2 separate regions of the Homo sapiens genome follow, and region 1 is linked to region 2. Evidence: chromatin loops called from intact Hi-C (ENCODE). Cell type or tissue: heart left ventricle. All regions are shown on one strand. Each heading gives the region's core, and the rest is flanking DNA. Links, peaks and the distances in the headings are about the cores only. Region 1 holds the start of LOC105376358 (a long non-coding RNA gene). Region 2 holds the start of LOC124902538 (a long non-coding RNA gene).

Region 1 (8,333 bases), core at 209-8,208, 53 kb before region 2:
AAAGGCCAAAAAACAGATCATGGTGGTGGTGTAGTAGTTATCTCCTGCTGTGTAACAAGTTGCCCCCAAACTTAGCAGCTTGAATCAATGCACATTTATCATCTCACAGTTTTTGTGGGTCAGGAATCTTTGTGTGGCATGGCTGGCTTGGCTCACTCACAAGTCCACACTCAGGTACTGGCCAGGGATGAGGACTCATCTGAAGGCTCAGGTGGGGAAGGGTCTGCTTCTGAGCACCCCTACAAGCATACCGGCAGGACTGCATTGCTCCAGGGTTGGGGGATTGAGGTCCTCAGTTTCTTGTAGATTTCAGCTGAGAAATGGACTCAGACGTGCCTGTTGCCTGCCCTGCCTCCCTGAAGTCTTATTCTTTTCTTATTGGACAGGAAATTGACAATCAGTAAATGGTGAGATTGTTATTTTCACCTTCACCTGGACTTTATGGAGATAATCTCAGTCAATAGAGTTGCTCCACTCAGAGGAGTTCCAGGCACCAGGAAGTCAGTCAGGCGTGGGAGAGTTGCTGTTTCTGAAGGGGATGTGTGGTGGCTTCTCCCAGCTGGTTTCATTCTACTTGGATGATTGTCCCATGTGCTCATCAGGGGACAAGTCCTGTATGGGAAGGGACAAATGTGACTGTTCTGAGCAATGTCACGTCAGATCCCTGCACGCTTAAAATCTGATGAGCTATTATTTTTCATGCTCTCCCTGACCAGAAAAATAATGTAGGGAATGGTTTGTCTGGTCACTGATGGAAGCAATGCGCCTCTGAGTGCAATGTCATGCTCGCAGGTGAGCCTTCCTTCCTGCCCACGTCAGAGCACATCTCAGGGGAGATGCCTGGAAAGGTGATTATGCACAGTGGATTTCAACCCAGATGGCTGAGCCAGGTGGTGTGAGGAAAACCACTCTCGCAGCGCTGGGGATGTCCCCAATTACAAGGCAGGTCTGCAGCCTCTGGGCTTCTGCCACTCACCAGGCTTGCTCTGGGAACTGCAGTGCCCCATGTCAGTAAGCTGGCACAGGAGATGGAAGATAAACATAACCATTCTGTGTGTACTGTGGGTGCCGGATGCCGTCTCCATCACTCATTCATTGTTGTTGCTGCTAATCTGATCCCAGTTCAGGTGAGAGAAGGCCTCACTGACCCTGAAACAATTAGGATTTCTTTATTTGGAAATTTTCTAAGTGGCCACTGTAATTCATCCCCTCTGCAAGACTCTGACCGTAAAAAAGCTGCCCTGAAATCTTATGGACAAAACCTCTGTTTGGGTCTGGCCCGGTTCCCAGATGATTGAGTGCATGTAATCTGGGGGGTTTGCCTTCAGAGAAAATCAGTCATTTGTGGGGAAGCCCAATATTGTTCTCTTAGCTTGTCAAAAAAAAAAAAAAAAAAGCCCACAGCCCAGGAATGAAAGAGCTGGCAGGTCTGTGCTTACAGGTCTCTGGGAACCTGTCATCTTCTGCTCTTTAGCTGTCAGGGTTGGAAATGCAACTCTCCCCTTCCGTCCTCTGTCTCACTGATGGGGCCCATTCCAGCTGCTGCTGGCTGAAGACCCTGTGGGGACAGTCCACCCCGGAGTGCCACTCTGACTGGCTCAGGACGGGAACCTGAGCCTGCTGCAGACAGGTGACCGGAGCGCGCTGGGAGCCACACGGCGGAGCAGCCCCAAAGCCGAGGGCTTGCATGTGCTACTCCAATTAATTCTAAAAGCAACCTCATGGCACTGGCCTTTCTCCCATTCTGTAAATACGGAGGTAGAGGTTTTCTAGGTTAGGGAAACTTCTCAAAGTCTCAGAGACAGTGAGAGATGGAGTTGGAATCTAATTTAGGGCTGTCTGTTTCAGATCCGAATCTGTCACATACACTGATACTGGGCCACTCACCTGTCACTCACAGACACCACAATGACTGTGAAAGGGCAATGCCCTGTTCGTCTCCTCTGCCCATAAGCTTCAGCCCTACCACCTCCCACACCCCTCTCCTCTACATTCTGCTCGGCTTGGAAACATGGATATATTAAAAGTCTGTATAGATGCCCAGAACCGAGTTATTAGATACCAGAGTATGGGGTTTCTAACCTCAGTTGATACTATAGACAGATGGCAAATAAATCACCCAGTTTGCCTAAGTTCTCTTTTTCAGTCACTCATATTTTCCTCAAATCATAGTAAAGTTGTTTGAATTACTGAGCCCCTGATAAACTAGACTGGTCCTGACACGGAACAATGAACTTGCCTCACACCACCTGTTACAGGCTGAATGTATGTGTCCTCCCAAAATTCACATGCTGAAGTGCTAAACCCCAGAGTGGGTGTATGTGGGGTAGGGAGGCAATTAAGGTTATGTTGGGTCACAAGGGCAGGGCCCTAATCCAATAGGATTAGCTTCCTTAAAAGGAAAGATACCAGAGAGTGTGCTCCGTTTCTTCTCCTCTCCTCTCTCCCTCTCTTTCTCCCTCCCTCCCTCTCTCTCTCTCTCTCCTTCTCCCTCTCTTTTTCTCTCTCCAACCATCTCTCCCTCCCTCCCCCTTTCTCTCTCTCTCTGCTATGGGAGGGCATGGTGTGAAAAGGCAGCTATTTGCAACCCAAGAGGAGAGCCGTCTCCAGACACCAACCCTCTGGTCCCTTGATCTTGGACTTCCAGACTCTGAAACGATGAAAAACTAAATGTCTGTGATTTAAGCCACCCAGTCTGTGATAGACTGTTATGGCAACCAGAGCAAACCTGTCACAGTTTGTCATCAAATGTTGGCTTTGTGATTCACTGATGATTGTGTTTCTCCCCTACAAACTGTAAGCCTCACCAAGACTGAGCTCATGTCTTCCTGCTTCAGTGTTAGATCCCTAATTCCTCGCACAGTGCCGTGCACATAGTAGGTGCTCACTAAGTCTTTGTTGACTGAGGCCTCAAATCTAAACAGAATGGGAGATGCATAGGCCTCCACCCAGACACCCCCAATGCTTCATTTTACAGTTAGGGGAAGCCCAGACAGAAAGCTAGTAAATCGTTTACCTGAACTTACTCAGCAGGTGAGGGGCAGGTCAGGTCTGGACTGAAGGTCCCCTGGGCTCCCCTGAGCAGGGGAGAGAAATGACCTCAGGGTCAGCAGGAGGACTCTGAGGTGTGGAGCCCCCCAACATGCCAGGCACTGCAGGAATTGCTTCACTTAGCACAGAAACCTGAGGTGCTGCTCATGTTCCCATTTCACAAAATCAGATCTGAGACCAAAAGAAAATCCTACCCGCAGCAGCGTGTCTGCTGCGCCCCCTCACCCGATTAGCCCGGTGTTTGCCCTGCGTGCCCCCCGGCGCCGAGCTCACTCGCCCTCTTCCCTGCGTGCCCCCGCCACCGGCGCCGAGCTCACTCGCCCTCTTCTCCGCGTGTTTCCATCAGTGCCTGCCTTGGCTCTGCTTTCTCCAAACCTGTCCCCATCGGTCAGCTGGGGTGGACGAGTGTTTTCCATCTTGCAAAGTCATTGTGTGGGGAAGATGAGATATTCCACGTGAAGCCCCCAGCACGGCCCCCAGCGCAGCCTCCTTCCAGGAATGTTGGCTCTGAGGTCGTCTTCCGCGTGAGTTTTCATCTGTCACTTGTAACAGGAGTGCTGGTGGGAACCATGGTGCAGGTGAGCAGGCTGACAGCAGCAGTTCTTGTTGGGGAGACTTTTTTCTCTATTGTTGGGGAGACTTTTTTCTCTACTGTCATAGCTTGAAATATCTGGGGTCTGCAAGTGAACGGACAGCAGACAGGTGGACAGGAGGGAGAGCAAGGTCCATCGGCTGTGCTCATGCACACACACGTGAGGACACAGTAATGAGGAAAGGGTTTATATACCAGCAAACACAATAAAAACAGGGGCTCAGGGCTTCACGGGGAGTGTGGAAGGTCCTTTCGGTCTTGACGCTAATGGGCAGCTGATCCGAACTGGTTTTGTTTTGTTTTGTTTTATTTTTTTTTTGAGATGGAGTCTCTCTCTGTTGCCCAGGCTGACGGGCAGTGGTGTGATCTCGGCTCACTGCAACTTCTGCCTCCCAGGTTCAAGAGATTCTCCTGCCTCAGCCTCCTGAGTAGCTGGGATTACAGGAGTGCGCCACCACACCCGGCTAATTTTTGTATTTTTAGTAAAGATGGGGTTTCACCATGTTGGCCAGGCTGGTCTCGAGTAGACCTCAGATGATCGTCAGCCTCCCCAAGCTCTGGGATGACAGGCGTGAGCCACCATGCCCGGCCTGTACTGCACTGCTCGGTGTGGGGGGGGTTTAGTCTTCCTCCAAGCAGGATATGCCCCCAGAGGGGTCAAAGCAGCTCTGCTTCCTGGGGCAGCTGCTTAAGTGGAGGTAGTTTCTTTCTGCGGCTGCTGACTGTTCAGGAGTTTTCAATTTAAAATAATTTCCATCCCTTCATTCTCAACTGAAGTGTGGTCCAGCATCACCTGCACGGCTTGGAAGACGGAGATCGCAGAGCCGGGTCCCAGGGTGTCTGATTCAGTGAGTCCAGAGGCGTGCCTATGTGTGGACAGACATCGCTGACCGACCATAACCTCACATCTGCCAAACAGACACGGCCTCAGAAATTAACAATGGATGTTTGTCTTCAACGAAGCTTCCGCCCGACACATCAGATACAGTGCTGTGCTGGGCGGAGCCACAGGAAGCCTGGAGGCCTGGCTGTGGCTGCTGGTTTTGTCTCTGGGTCCCTGGTGCTGATGATCACAGGCTTCAGACACCCCTGGAGCTGTGCGAGCCGTCAGTAGCGTGTGTGTGTGCGTGCGTGTGTGTCCATGTGCATGTGTGTGCACGTGTGCAAGTGCGTGCGTGCGTGCGTGTGCGTGTGCGTGCGCGTGTGTGATGCGTGTGCACGCGCGTGTGTGATGCGTGTGCACGTGTCTGTGCGTGTGTGGGTGTGCGTGTGCATGTGTGCGTGCGGGTGTGTGCGTACGTGTGTGCGTGTGTGTGCGCGCGCGTGTGTGTTCTCGTGTGCACGTGTGTGTGTGTGTGTTTTCAGGGTCAGGAATAGGTTAACTGGATGAGATTCCATCCTCTGTGAACTCCCTGTGATTTTTGTGCAGTCACTATGTTGCCCAAACTGGCCCACTTCCCTTCACTGTTGTTGCTCCAGAGGGGCAGGAGGATTAATGTCCACGCTCGGATACAAAGTTTTCACACCCCACTGTCACTGAACTCCTGCCTGTAGGGAACATTGGCTATGATAAAGAAAACTAGGTAAAGCACTGAAAGGGCAGTGCTCAGAAAGAGAAAGAAATGCGAGCAGCCCTGGGGCTATTTCCTTCCTGGAGGTTAGAAAACTCTCTGAGTGAGTGTGTTGATCAGAGGTCGACTAAGCTGCCTCATGACAATCGAATTCTGAATTTACTGCAGAGACAATAACCCCATCACACAAGTACAAGGGCATGTCGGTGAAAACCATGTTTTAAACTGTCAAGCTTTGTAAATAATAAAGCAAATTCAGATACTGCAACTAGCAAAAAGAAATCTGAAAATGGTAGAAAAACAAGTTTTACAGTGTATTCTCTGACGGTGATGGTATTGAAAAGAAGCGGCATCTCCCATACTACACCTAGCAGCCTTTTTCCTCCTGTATGTAATTACATTTCAGGAGATAGCACTAGACCGATTCTATCCCGCTAGGTAGCAGGTTCAATTGTTATAAAAATAGTATGTAAGAGTTCTGAAAGTGTGCACAGAGGAATGAGAGATCAGTTAAAAAATTATTTTCATTTAAAAATAGTTCACACCCGTGTCAAGAGTTTATTTAAATACATTTAATTACATCATCTTTAAAGCATTTTTGTCCAGCAAGCAAAGCGATGTGATCACAAGTGATTTTTTGTTCTAAACAAAGTGATTTCCTGTTAGCACCGCGCAGAACTGTGTAGGCCCAGTGACCCTGGTTGGTGTCCGGATGATTTGATTAAAAGGGTGGCAAGGGGGAAGGATGAAGAGGGAAGGCCAGATGCTTTGGGATGTTTCCCTCTTTTTTTTTTTTTTTTTGCTATATTGAATGTTTTGAGATAAGTATAATGCTTTAAAAGCAGAAAAGAAAATGTCTTGGCTGGGTGCAGTGGCTCATGTCTGTAATCCCAGCACTTTGGGAGGCCGAGGAGGGCAGATCGCCTGAGGTCAGGAGTTCGAGACCAGCCTGACTAACATGGTGAAACCCCATCTCTACCAAAAATACAAAAATTAGCCAGGTGTGATGGTGGGTGCCTGTAATCCCAGCTACCCAGGATGCTGAGGCAGGAGAGTCGCTTGAACCCGGGAGGCGGAGGTTGCAGTGAGCAGAGATAGAGCCAATGCACTCCAGCCTGGGCAACAAAGTGAGACTCTGTCTGGAGAAGGGAAGGGAAGGGGAGGGGAGGGGAGGTCCTTACACACAATACCAATTACACCAGAGTGAACTACATTCCCTGCAGCAGTTAATATTGGCTCAGTGCACCCGCCACTTTCCTGTGCCCTGAGAACACTGGCTTCAGGACCCCACAGGACCCCGGGATTGTGTGTCTGCCTTTGCCTCAACACAAATCAGCACTTCTGGTGACCTCTGTCTTTAGGGTTACCACTGTCTTTTAGATCACAATGGGGTGACCACCATCTTTTGGGTGACCACTGTTAGTTAGTTAACAGTACCTACTCAGACAACTAAAGGAACAGTGAGTGTTGTAATATCTCCTTCCAAATTCCAACCTCCCCCACCAAAATCCAATTCACAATCAAAAAATCATTGTAAGAAACTGGGATTTGGTATGCACCAATTAAGAGTCTATGTTTGTTTCTCAGAAATATTATCTACGTACAAATCATTTTTGGAAGACATTCTAGAATGTTTCATGGAGAAAAGTTTAGATTAGAAAATAGAAATCTGTTTCTCATCCTTAATGTAAACAAGGCTTACATATTTGAGGGATGTTAAAAGATAAATTTAGGCACATGAAAAATTTGACAAGTTTATTTGAGCTGACAGCGATTCATGAATCAGGCAGCAACAAACCACAAGCTTCTAAGAGCTCCATAAGAGGGTGGGAGGGAAAACGTTTACAAGGTGTCTCTGGAAGCAGGACAAAGAAACACGTGATTGGTTAAAGTGGAAAGTCCCCAGCTAGAGGGGTTCCTTAGCAGTTACTGATTGGTAAAGTCTCCACTTGGTGGGGATTTGGCGGTTTCTGATTGATCGAGCTTAAGTTTCCTGTTACTATTTAGACTGAGTTGGGTTTTGCTTGCCTATATAGCAGCCCAGGGCCCTGGAGTGCCTCAGCCCAATGGCCAACCAGTTAATTATTTAACACGGGACGTGGCTCGTGCATAGGAAGAGGTCTTCAGTCCTCAGTTTTATATTCTTATGCCAACCCAATTTTATTTCTTCTTCAGCCTCTCTAGCCTGGGAAATGTTTAATTACCCTCTTTCTCAATCCTAATCTCTTTTTCCCCCTGGCTTCACGGATTCTACCTCCAGGCTCAATTTGGGGTGAGCTAAATTAGGAAGGCTGAATACAAAATTATGTCTGCCATTATTATTCCGTTATCGATATAGACACTATAAAATTTAAGCACAAAATCCTGAAGTACTCTCATAAGTGAAGGCCAGCTATACGCCATGCAAAACAGGGTGACATATTCGTGCAGTGCGTGGAAGGATGTCCCTCTAAAAGATCCCAGATTCTCTACCAGTTCCTCAATGCTTGTCAGATGATCCGGTCACTAATAATGAAAAAAAAGGCACAGAGACTAAGCTATATTCTGAAGGGATTTACTTGGCTATAATTCTTTATGTCACGTAATGATGGGGTGATTTTGATTGGAGTTTAAAAAGAAACATCTGTTTGGGTGAGAAAAGTGCTCAGATAAGCTTAACCATAAAATATGAGGCAGCAGAAATGCCCCTGGGGGACAGGATTAAGCTGTTCTTCAGGATCTATTCGAGCTGTGCCCTTGGGGAGGTCATTCAGTTTATCAATGCCTCAGGTTAGCATCTCAAGAAATTCACGTCTCCGAGTTGTTATAAAGCTAAATAATTTAGCATCTATAAAATCCTATGAGATGAAAGGCACAATAGAAATGCAAATTATTATTTTATTATGAGACACCATTAATAGGACAGAAAGTAAAATGCTCTCTTTGATAGATGTCCAGTTCAGCTGACTGATGGCATTGTGCTTCCGTCTTAGAAATGTATGATACTTAACTGCAACAGATAATTGCCTTCCATCCTGCTTTGTTTCATCTGCTCTCCTTAAGAATTATCTTTGGTGGTTTCTCTTCAGGGGTTACCCCTGTCAGTTCATCCCGACATTCCTCAGCAAATTGAACAAAAT
Region 2 (8,333 bases), core at 25-8,024:
ACTCTCCTTTCTGCTTCTATGAATTTAACTATTTTAGGTTCCATATATAAATGAAGTCATGTGGTATTTTTCTGTGCTTGGATTATTTCACTTAGCATAATGTCCTCCAGGTTCATCCATGTTGTTGCAAATGACAACATTTCCTTCTTTTTAAAGGCTGAATAATATTCCCTTGTACAAATATGCCCCATTTTCTTTATCCATTCATCCACCAATGAGCATTGAGGCTGTTTCCACGTCGTGGCTGTAGTGAATAACTTTGCAACAAACACAGGGTTCAGAGATCTCTTAGAGATACTAATTTTATTTCCTTTGGATATATACCCCAAAGTGCAATTGCTGGACAATTTGATGTTTCTATGCTTACTTTTTTTTGAGAAACCTCCGACTGTTTTCTACAATGGCTGTACCAGTATTTCCACTAGCAATGTACACAGGTTTCTTTTTCTCTACATCTTCAGTAACTAACACTTCTTATCTTTTTTTTTTTCTGAATAATAGCCATTCTCACAGGTGTGAGGTGATATCTCGTTGTGCTTTTGATTTACTGATAATTAGTGATGTTGAGCACTTTTTCATGAACCTGTTTATCTTTTGTGTGTCTTCCTTGGAGAAATGCCTATTCAGGTCTTTTATCCCTTTTATAATCAGGTTATTTGATTTTTTTTTTTTGCTATTTGTATAAATTATTTGTATATTTTGGATGCTAATCCCTTATCAGATATATGACTTGCACACTTTTTTTTCATTCTCTAGGTTGCCTTTCTATTTTGTAGATTGTTTCTTCTACTGTGCAGAGCTTTATAGTTAGGTATATTTTGCTTGTTTATTTTGACATTTGTTGTCTGTGCTTTTGGTGTCATATCCAGAAAAACACTGCCAAGACCAATCAATGACAACAAACTTTTCCCCGATGTTTTCTTCTGGGAGTCTTACACTTTCAGGTCTTATGATTAAATCTTAAGTCCATTTAGAGTTGATTTTTCTATATGGTACAAGGATCCAATTTCACTCTTCCATATGTGGATATTCAGTTCTCCCTGCACCATTTATTGAAGAGTCTATCATTTCCTCATTGTGTATTCTTGGCACCCTATCAAAAATTAATTGACTGTATATATGTATACATTTATTTCTGGGCTCTCTATTCTATTTCATTGGTTTGTGGGTCTGTTTTTTTTATGCCAGTACCATCCTGTCTTCATTATCATAGCACGTAATGAAATTTGAAATCAAGAGGTAGAGTGCCTCTATCTTTGTTCTTTTTGCTCAACATTGCTTTGGCTATTAGAATTCTTTGTGATTGCTTATGAATTTTAGGATTCCTTTTTCTATTTCTTTGAAAAAAAAGCCTCTGAAATTTTGATAGGAATTGTGTTGAATCTGTAGATCCTTTTGAGTGGTGTGGACATTAAACAATATTAATTTTTCTAATCCATGAACATGAAATACTTTTCCATTTATTTTTATCTAATTTTTCTCATCATAGTTGTTTAGCTTTCAGTATATAGAGCTTTTACCACCTCAGTTAAGTTTATACCTAAGTATTTTATTCTTTATGATGCTATTACAACAGGATTGTTTTCTTAATTTCTATTTTGGGTGGTTCATTTTTAATGTAGAGAATGCTACTGGTTTTTGTATGTTGATTTTCTATCTTGCAACTTTGCTAACTTCATTCAACAGTTCTAACAGATTTTTGGTGGAGTCTTCTGGGTTTTCTGTATATAAGATCATGCTATCTGCACACAAAGACAATTTTACTTCTTCCTCTCTAATGTGAATGCCTTTTACTTTTTTTTCTCACCTAATTGCTCTGTCTAGGACTCCAGCACTATGTTGAATAGAAGTGGAGAACGTGGGAATCCCTGTCTTGCTCCTGATCTTAGAGAAAAAGCTTTCAGCTTTTTACCTTCGAGTATGATGCTATCTGTGGGCTTGCCATGTATGGCTTGTTTGATGTTGAGGTATGTTCCTTCAATACCTAATGTGTTGACAGTTTTCATCATGAGACGATGTTGAATGTTACCAAATGCCTTTTCTGAATCTATTGAAATGATTGTGTAATTTTTATCCTTCATTCTCTTCATGTGGTATATTGCATTTATTGATTCATCTATGATGAACTATCCTTGCCTCTCAGGGATAATTCCCAAATTTACCCAGCTGGGCTTCTTAAACATTCTGTCTCTATACTTCTATTCACCTACACTTCTTCTTCTTTTCCTTTCTTCTCTCCCCTCTTTCTTCCTTTTCTCCCTCCCTCCCTTCCTTTCTTCCTTTTATTCAACTTACATTTACTAACCTTCTATCAAAAGCTAGGCTTTATCAAAAATTCAAAGTTAATCCCAAACTTAGGATGAATTACTTTAACTTCCGTCCTAGTATGCCATCTAATATTAGCAACACAGGCTAAAAAGATGACAGGACTACAGGAATGGAGAAGGGAGAGAGCAGTGCCACGTGAAGTCACCTTGGGAAGAACGGGCCCACCTAGAGTGTGAACTCAGAGCAGAGGCCTAGAATGAGGGTGCTTTGAGCACTTGATTCCTAGAAACATAAATATGTCATGAGATGAAGTGTGCAGAATCACAGTACTTTCCAAACCTCACCGAGGATAAGTCCCGCTTCTCTTTTCTCCCCTCTTCAAGTTATGTTTTCCTTCAGTTTATCCTTGTTTCTCTCTTTCCTCATTTGAGATGGACAAAACTCAATGAATCATCTTTTTCTAAGTATGTTAGTAGAATATAGTTTCAAAAACAGAATTAAAATAACACCGTTTAACACAGGCTAGAATAGGGACTAGACATGGACGTTCTCAGGTTCTTCGTGGTGTGCCACTAGCCATTATGTGGCCCCATGTAAGTCATTAAGATTCAGGTAGTTCAAGGTTGATTGTGCTTAATTTATTCAATTGCGAAGACCACATAGTGGTGTGGCTAATTATTGTTTAGAAGGTGCTGAAGCTTCTCAGATGAAAGCCACCATGGAGGAGCAAGAGGTCATTACAGTAATCACTGCTGCAAAGTGAATTCATTTCCATAGAAGGTCACTTATGAGTTGAGTCACATTGTAGAGAAAGAGCTTAATCTTACAAGGTTGAATGGAGGGCATGGTCACATACCCTAACTACCCATGATCGGCAGGAATGAAGAGTGGTGGGCAGGTTGCAGCAGGATCTCAGAACTTCTCTTCCTCCCTGCACCTCCCTGTAAAGCTCCACTGGGCCTGAAGAACCTGTCCATCTATCTTGATAAAGCCTTCAGCTTGAAGGCACCTGCAGTCTGGCCAAGGGTGCCACACAGCATTGTGTAGGACACCCTTTGAATACTTGTGGGTCATTGCTAAGCCGATTCCTCCTCCCTCCTCCTCTTTCCTCTAAATACCATGTTCTGGTTCTGCCTGTTTCTAGGTGGTCATTTCTAGGTCAGAACTATCCTATGCCCAAACAGAAGAGGGCTTGTCTGGGTTCTCAGCAAAGATGCCAGCACTTACAGAGCTTTACTAGGCAAAGCGTGATAGATGATAGATTCTGTGTTTCACCCACACTGCTTTGTTTTCACTGCTGTTTTGCAATGGGTTGTAAACATAACAGAGTCACTGCCAGTGCTAATGATCTGTGATTTTCTAGCAAGGAGGTCAATTGCACCGGGCACCTACCCACACTGCCTACTACCCTTAAAGCAGCAGATCCCATTTATTTTGGGAATGTGAACATCTTACAAACTCACACATTCCACATTGTTCTTCCCTGCCTCCCATGCCTTCATATAAATACAGCATCCCAAGGGAAAGAAAAACTGCCTTTTCATGAATCAGAGAGGATGCTTAACGTATTTGACTTAAAAAAAGTACTTTTAAAGACGTCAAATCCCAAAGTAAGCAGCTTTTACTTCAAAAATAAGCCCACTTCGATGGGAGATCAAAGGGATGGAACTTTCCAAGTTGCAGTTGAATTTAACATTCCAAGAGTCAGGAGGGCAGATTAAAATAGGATTTTGCTTGCAATAACATTTGCGGTCTGTTCAGCATTGTTGAGTGCTTAATCTAGCCAGGAAGTCTGATTTACAGGGAGCTACAGCAGGCCTTCAGCCCCCGGAATTCATCCCAAAAGCAACATGACTTTCGTTTTGAGGAAAGGCTTTGACACAGGGACTACTGCTTTCTCCCAGTAGGGGTTACCAGCCTATTTCAAATCAGGGCCTTTCTTTTCTATAGCAGCAATTGTAAGACAATGAAAACATCCTGTTTCAGAAAAGAATTTGCAAAGAAGTACAACAGGATATTCTCAAACCTGGTGCAAAGTGAATCATCTTATCAAACACAAACTACCTGAGCTATATATTGGTACTGTTTAATTGACAACTCTAAGGTAGGTCTTTGTTTTATTATTATTGTTACATTACTATCATTATTATTATTAATTTGCCATCTTCCTCTCCAAAAAGAACTGTGAATTCTTAAGAATACAGGAAAAGAAGGGACCTCAGGGCTATTATCCCCAAGGCCTTCTGTGGGGCAGGACGATTGAGGCTGGAAGGGGCTGATTTCATCCTCTTCTGAAAGCACTGCAAAAGTGAATTCTAGGGCTTCCTTCCAGAGAAGCCTTCAGAATGACTCAGGAGTCTTTTCATCTCTTCACCGAATTTCTCTTTCCTCACTGTAATTCAATTTAATTTTAGAAAATTAGAGTATAGAGTACTGGCTGCAAACACAAAAACATACAAATGCTACTTCAAAGAGCTTTTACTCTAGGAAGGAGGGCACGCATCTTCTAGTAAGCTCTGATGTTTTTCTCTGACCTCAGTGAAAATACAACGCTTTTTATTTCCAGTCATAGGTTTGGAATGTACTATCACACAGGGACATGCCGCTCAGCCTTTTCTAACCCCCATCGTAACATGCTAAAGAGAAACTGATGAAATCGTTTGCTCAAGGACATGTCTTTTAGCAGATGGGGCCAGAGTTAAACCTTGGTAATGGCTGATTCTAAAATCTAAGATATGATTTCTCATGTGCAAATTCTAAAATCAGGAAAAGTCTGAAAACAAAGTCATATTTGTAGAACTGACACCAAAATACATATGGCAGCAAAAAGTGAGCAGATTTATACAATATTGATGACAAGCTTTCTAAGTCCTTTATTCTGAATATGTATACAATTAGTACAGAAGTATTAACGTATTTTACAAATAGATGACTGCTCTAGCCCTGCTTAGGGTCCTGTGGAAAAATATGGTGAATATACCATATTTTGAAGATTGAAAAAGAAAAGAAGAACTCTGAAGCCTGTATCTCCTCAAGGGTTTTTCTTGGGGACAGTGGACCATGATGTAATTCCTCCCAAGGAAAGTGTAGAGAGCAATAACTCTTGCCGTAGAATACAATATTTTGTAAAACATGCATCAAAATATCAGAACTGAATGTAACCTTTAAGTGAATGTAATTTAACTTCCTCCTCAATTAAAAACCTTCTTTCTGCTGCTGACAGCTGTCCATTCAGCTAACCTGATGTTCTCTATTACTGGTGGCCTATTTATTGCTGCTCAGTCAGGGTTAATAGAAAATTCAGCTGGGCTTGGTGGCTCATGCCTGTAATATCAGCACTTTGGGAGGCCGAGGCGGGCAGGTCATGAGGTCAGGAGTTCAAGATCAGCCTGACCAACATAGTGAAACCCTGTCTTTATTAAAGATACAAAAATTAGCAGGGCGTGGTGGCGGGCACCCATAATCCCAGCTACTTGGGAGGCTGAGGCGGAAGAATCTCTTGAACCCGGGAGGCAGAGGTTGCAGTGAGCCGAGATCATGCCATTGCACTCCAGCCTGGGCTATAGGAGAGAAACTCCGTCTCTAAAAAAAAAAAAAAAAAAGAAAGAAAGAAAAAGAAAAAAAGAGAAAATTCTTCCTTCAGTTTAGCCACGTTGTCCTTCTCCATAACATCCCCAATGGATTCTGTTCTGTCTCATGACCAAGCGGCAGAAACAGGCCCAAGTGTGGTCCTTGCAACGACGGTGCCACTCACAGCACCAGGCCTTCCAGCGGTTGTTTTATTTTATTTTATTTTTACTTTTTTGAGACAGAGTCTCACTCTGTTGCCCAGGCTGGAGTGCAGTGGCACTATCTTGGCTCACTGCAACCTCCGCCTCCCAGGTTCAAGCGATTCTCGTGCCTCAGCCTCCCGAGTATCTGGGATTACAGGTGCGAGCTACCACGCCCAGCTACTTTTTTAGTAGAGATGGGGTTTAGCCATGTTGCCCAGGCTAGTCTCAAACTCCTGAGCTCAGGCAATCCGCCTGCCTCGGCCTCCCAAAGTGCTAGATTACAGGCGTGAGCGACCGCGCCGGCACAGTGGTTGCTTTAAAATTTAATTATTCACTTAAAACATTTCAAAGTGACTTGAGATCTTTCATTCAAAGTTTACACCCATAAATATTTGATGCCATTGGATGGATGCTTTTAGCTTTCTGTAGCTGTGATTTTTACCCCCTAATTTTGTAGATGAAGCTTTTAAAACACTCCACTCATTTGAAATAAAAATAACAAAGGAAAGGCTGAACAAATTCAAGTGTCTTTCCTCTTTTCTGTCTCCTTGCAGGAAAAAATCATATTTCTTGGGCAGAGTGTATATACTGTATCTTTTTCAATGACTGGTTTGAGAATGGAGTTTATGATTCAGGGACCTCAGAAAGGCCGTTGTCTAGGGATAAATTAGATCTAGCTGCAAGTCTGAAGGTGTATGTTTCCAAAATAGTCTTAGGATAAATTAAGCCATTTACTTCTGAGCTGGACTTTTTTTTAATTTAAAAAAATGGATTTTAGGAAACCAAGAAAGCAACATTAACAAAGACCCTGTGAAGCCTGAGAATCTCATTTCCTGATTTCACGGTGTCTTCTAAGTGGCTGCTGGTGGCTAAGGCAGGCCTCATGTTGGCAAATGTTTCTTTCCGTCATACGTGGGTCTTTGGAGACCTGGAGATGGTGCAAAGTCGAATGGATGGCATCCATCCTGTTACTGGGAAATGCGGTCCGGTGGGGTGGGGAAGGTTCCACACACCCACATTCCCCAGGTCACCAGTTACTCTGAGATTTGAAAGCCCTAACAGGGAAAGGACAAGTCCCTGTTCACCGTGCCCCTTGGCAATTGGCTACACATGCATTTGTGTTATCTTTGAGCCCGATCCTCACCACCCCAACCTCACACGGAGACTCCATGACTCTAGACAGAAAGTATGCATTTTCCCATAGGCAAAATTTCCTGCACCAGCAAACTCAAGGTTTTCCCCTGACGTGATTTAGCCTTCCGGCCGCAGTTCCTGCTCTTCCTTCCCCTCACCCTTTCCTGCCTGTGGGGCCCGCTCAAGCTATGCAGAGCAGCTGTGCTGAGTACCACGTTGCTTTATGGTAAATTTCAAAGCCTCAGGGTACAAATTATTTATTGGTAGTTAATTTCCAATTAGTTTTATTAAATTACAGCTGATGACCTCCTTCTACCTGGATTAATTTAACAAAATGCTCATGTTTTTCAAATTATCTTCTCATTTCCACTCTAGATGAGAAATGTAATTTTCAGCTTTGGTTGAAGAAACTTGCATCATATCCTGTCTGCTTTAAGCATTTCGGCAGGTTCAGAATCCACACACACACACACACACAGGCACACACATGCATGCACACACACACACATGCACACACAGGTAAACATATACACATGCACACATGGTTCTACACACTTTTGTTTTGAATGGCCTGGTCAGCTGTGCACTTAGTCTTCCTTCTCTTTTGTCACTAACCATGCTGTGCATTACTGGGCTGAACCCACCAGCCTTACACGTTGTTGGTTCTTGATTTGTGAGAGTGAATCACATAGCTTCACTATGTCTCCAGCTTTCACACACTGGGATACTCATGCATCCACACTGGGGTACACATGCATTCAAACACTGGGATCACACACTGGGGTACTCACGCTCTCACACACTGAGATACGCACGCATCCATGCTGGGGTACTCATGCTCTCACACACTGAGATACGCACGCATTCCCGCTGGGGTACCCACGCTCTCACACACTGAGTTATGCACGCATTCCCGCTGGGGTACTCACACTCTCACACACTGAGATACGCATGCATTCCCACTGGGGTACTGACACTCTCACACACTGAGATACGCACGCATCCATGCTGGGGTACTCACGCTGTCACACACTGAGATACGCATGCATTCCCACTGGGGTACTGACACTCTCACACACTGAGATACGCACGCATTCATGCTGGGGTACTCACGCTGTCACACACTGAGATACGCATGCATTCCCGCTGGGCTATTCA

Evidence for each region. Peaks named below come from ENCODE experiments on the same cell type or tissue, not always from the same donor. Only the 100,000 strongest peaks of a DNase experiment are listed, where the experiment ranks them.
Region 1: it touches region 2 in a loop (2.6-fold over the local background); 5 of 110 quality-filtered maps call a loop at or near these places.

Annotation. Positions count from the first base shown.
Region 1 is chr10:3,394,685-3,403,017 of GRCh38, forward strand. The region is part of intron 1 of LOC105376360 (a long non-coding RNA gene); the gene reads left to right. It overlaps LOC105376358 (a long non-coding RNA gene), which reads right to left and starts at 2,671. Exons shown (of 3, transcript XR_930568.3): 1 at 2,619-2,671; 2 at 977-1,149; 3 at 1-612. LOC105376357 (a long non-coding RNA gene) reads left to right here and starts at 2,811. Exons shown (of 2, transcript XR_930567.3): 1 at 2,811-2,876; 2 at 3,398-3,750. RefSeq lists enhancers at 4,348-4,925, 4,926-5,502. In heart left ventricle, for the core only: no CTCF peak of the experiment used is centred there; a DNase peak (open chromatin) is centred at 4,686; H3K27ac peaks cover 446 bases.
Region 2 is chr10:3,448,318-3,456,650 of GRCh38, forward strand. The region is part of intron 3 of LINC02669 (long intergenic non-protein coding RNA 2669); the gene reads right to left. All of the region lies in intron 1 of LOC105376360 (a long non-coding RNA gene), which reads left to right. It overlaps LOC124902538 (a long non-coding RNA gene), which reads left to right and starts at 1,317. Exons shown (of 2, transcript XR_007062362.1): 1 at 1,317-4,372. RefSeq lists enhancers at 3,945-4,582, 7,783-8,326. In heart left ventricle, for the core only: CTCF peaks have their summits at 4,163 (motif pointing right) and 7,306; no DNase peak of the experiment used is centred there; H3K4me3 peaks cover 1,101 bases; H3K27ac peaks cover 2,479 bases.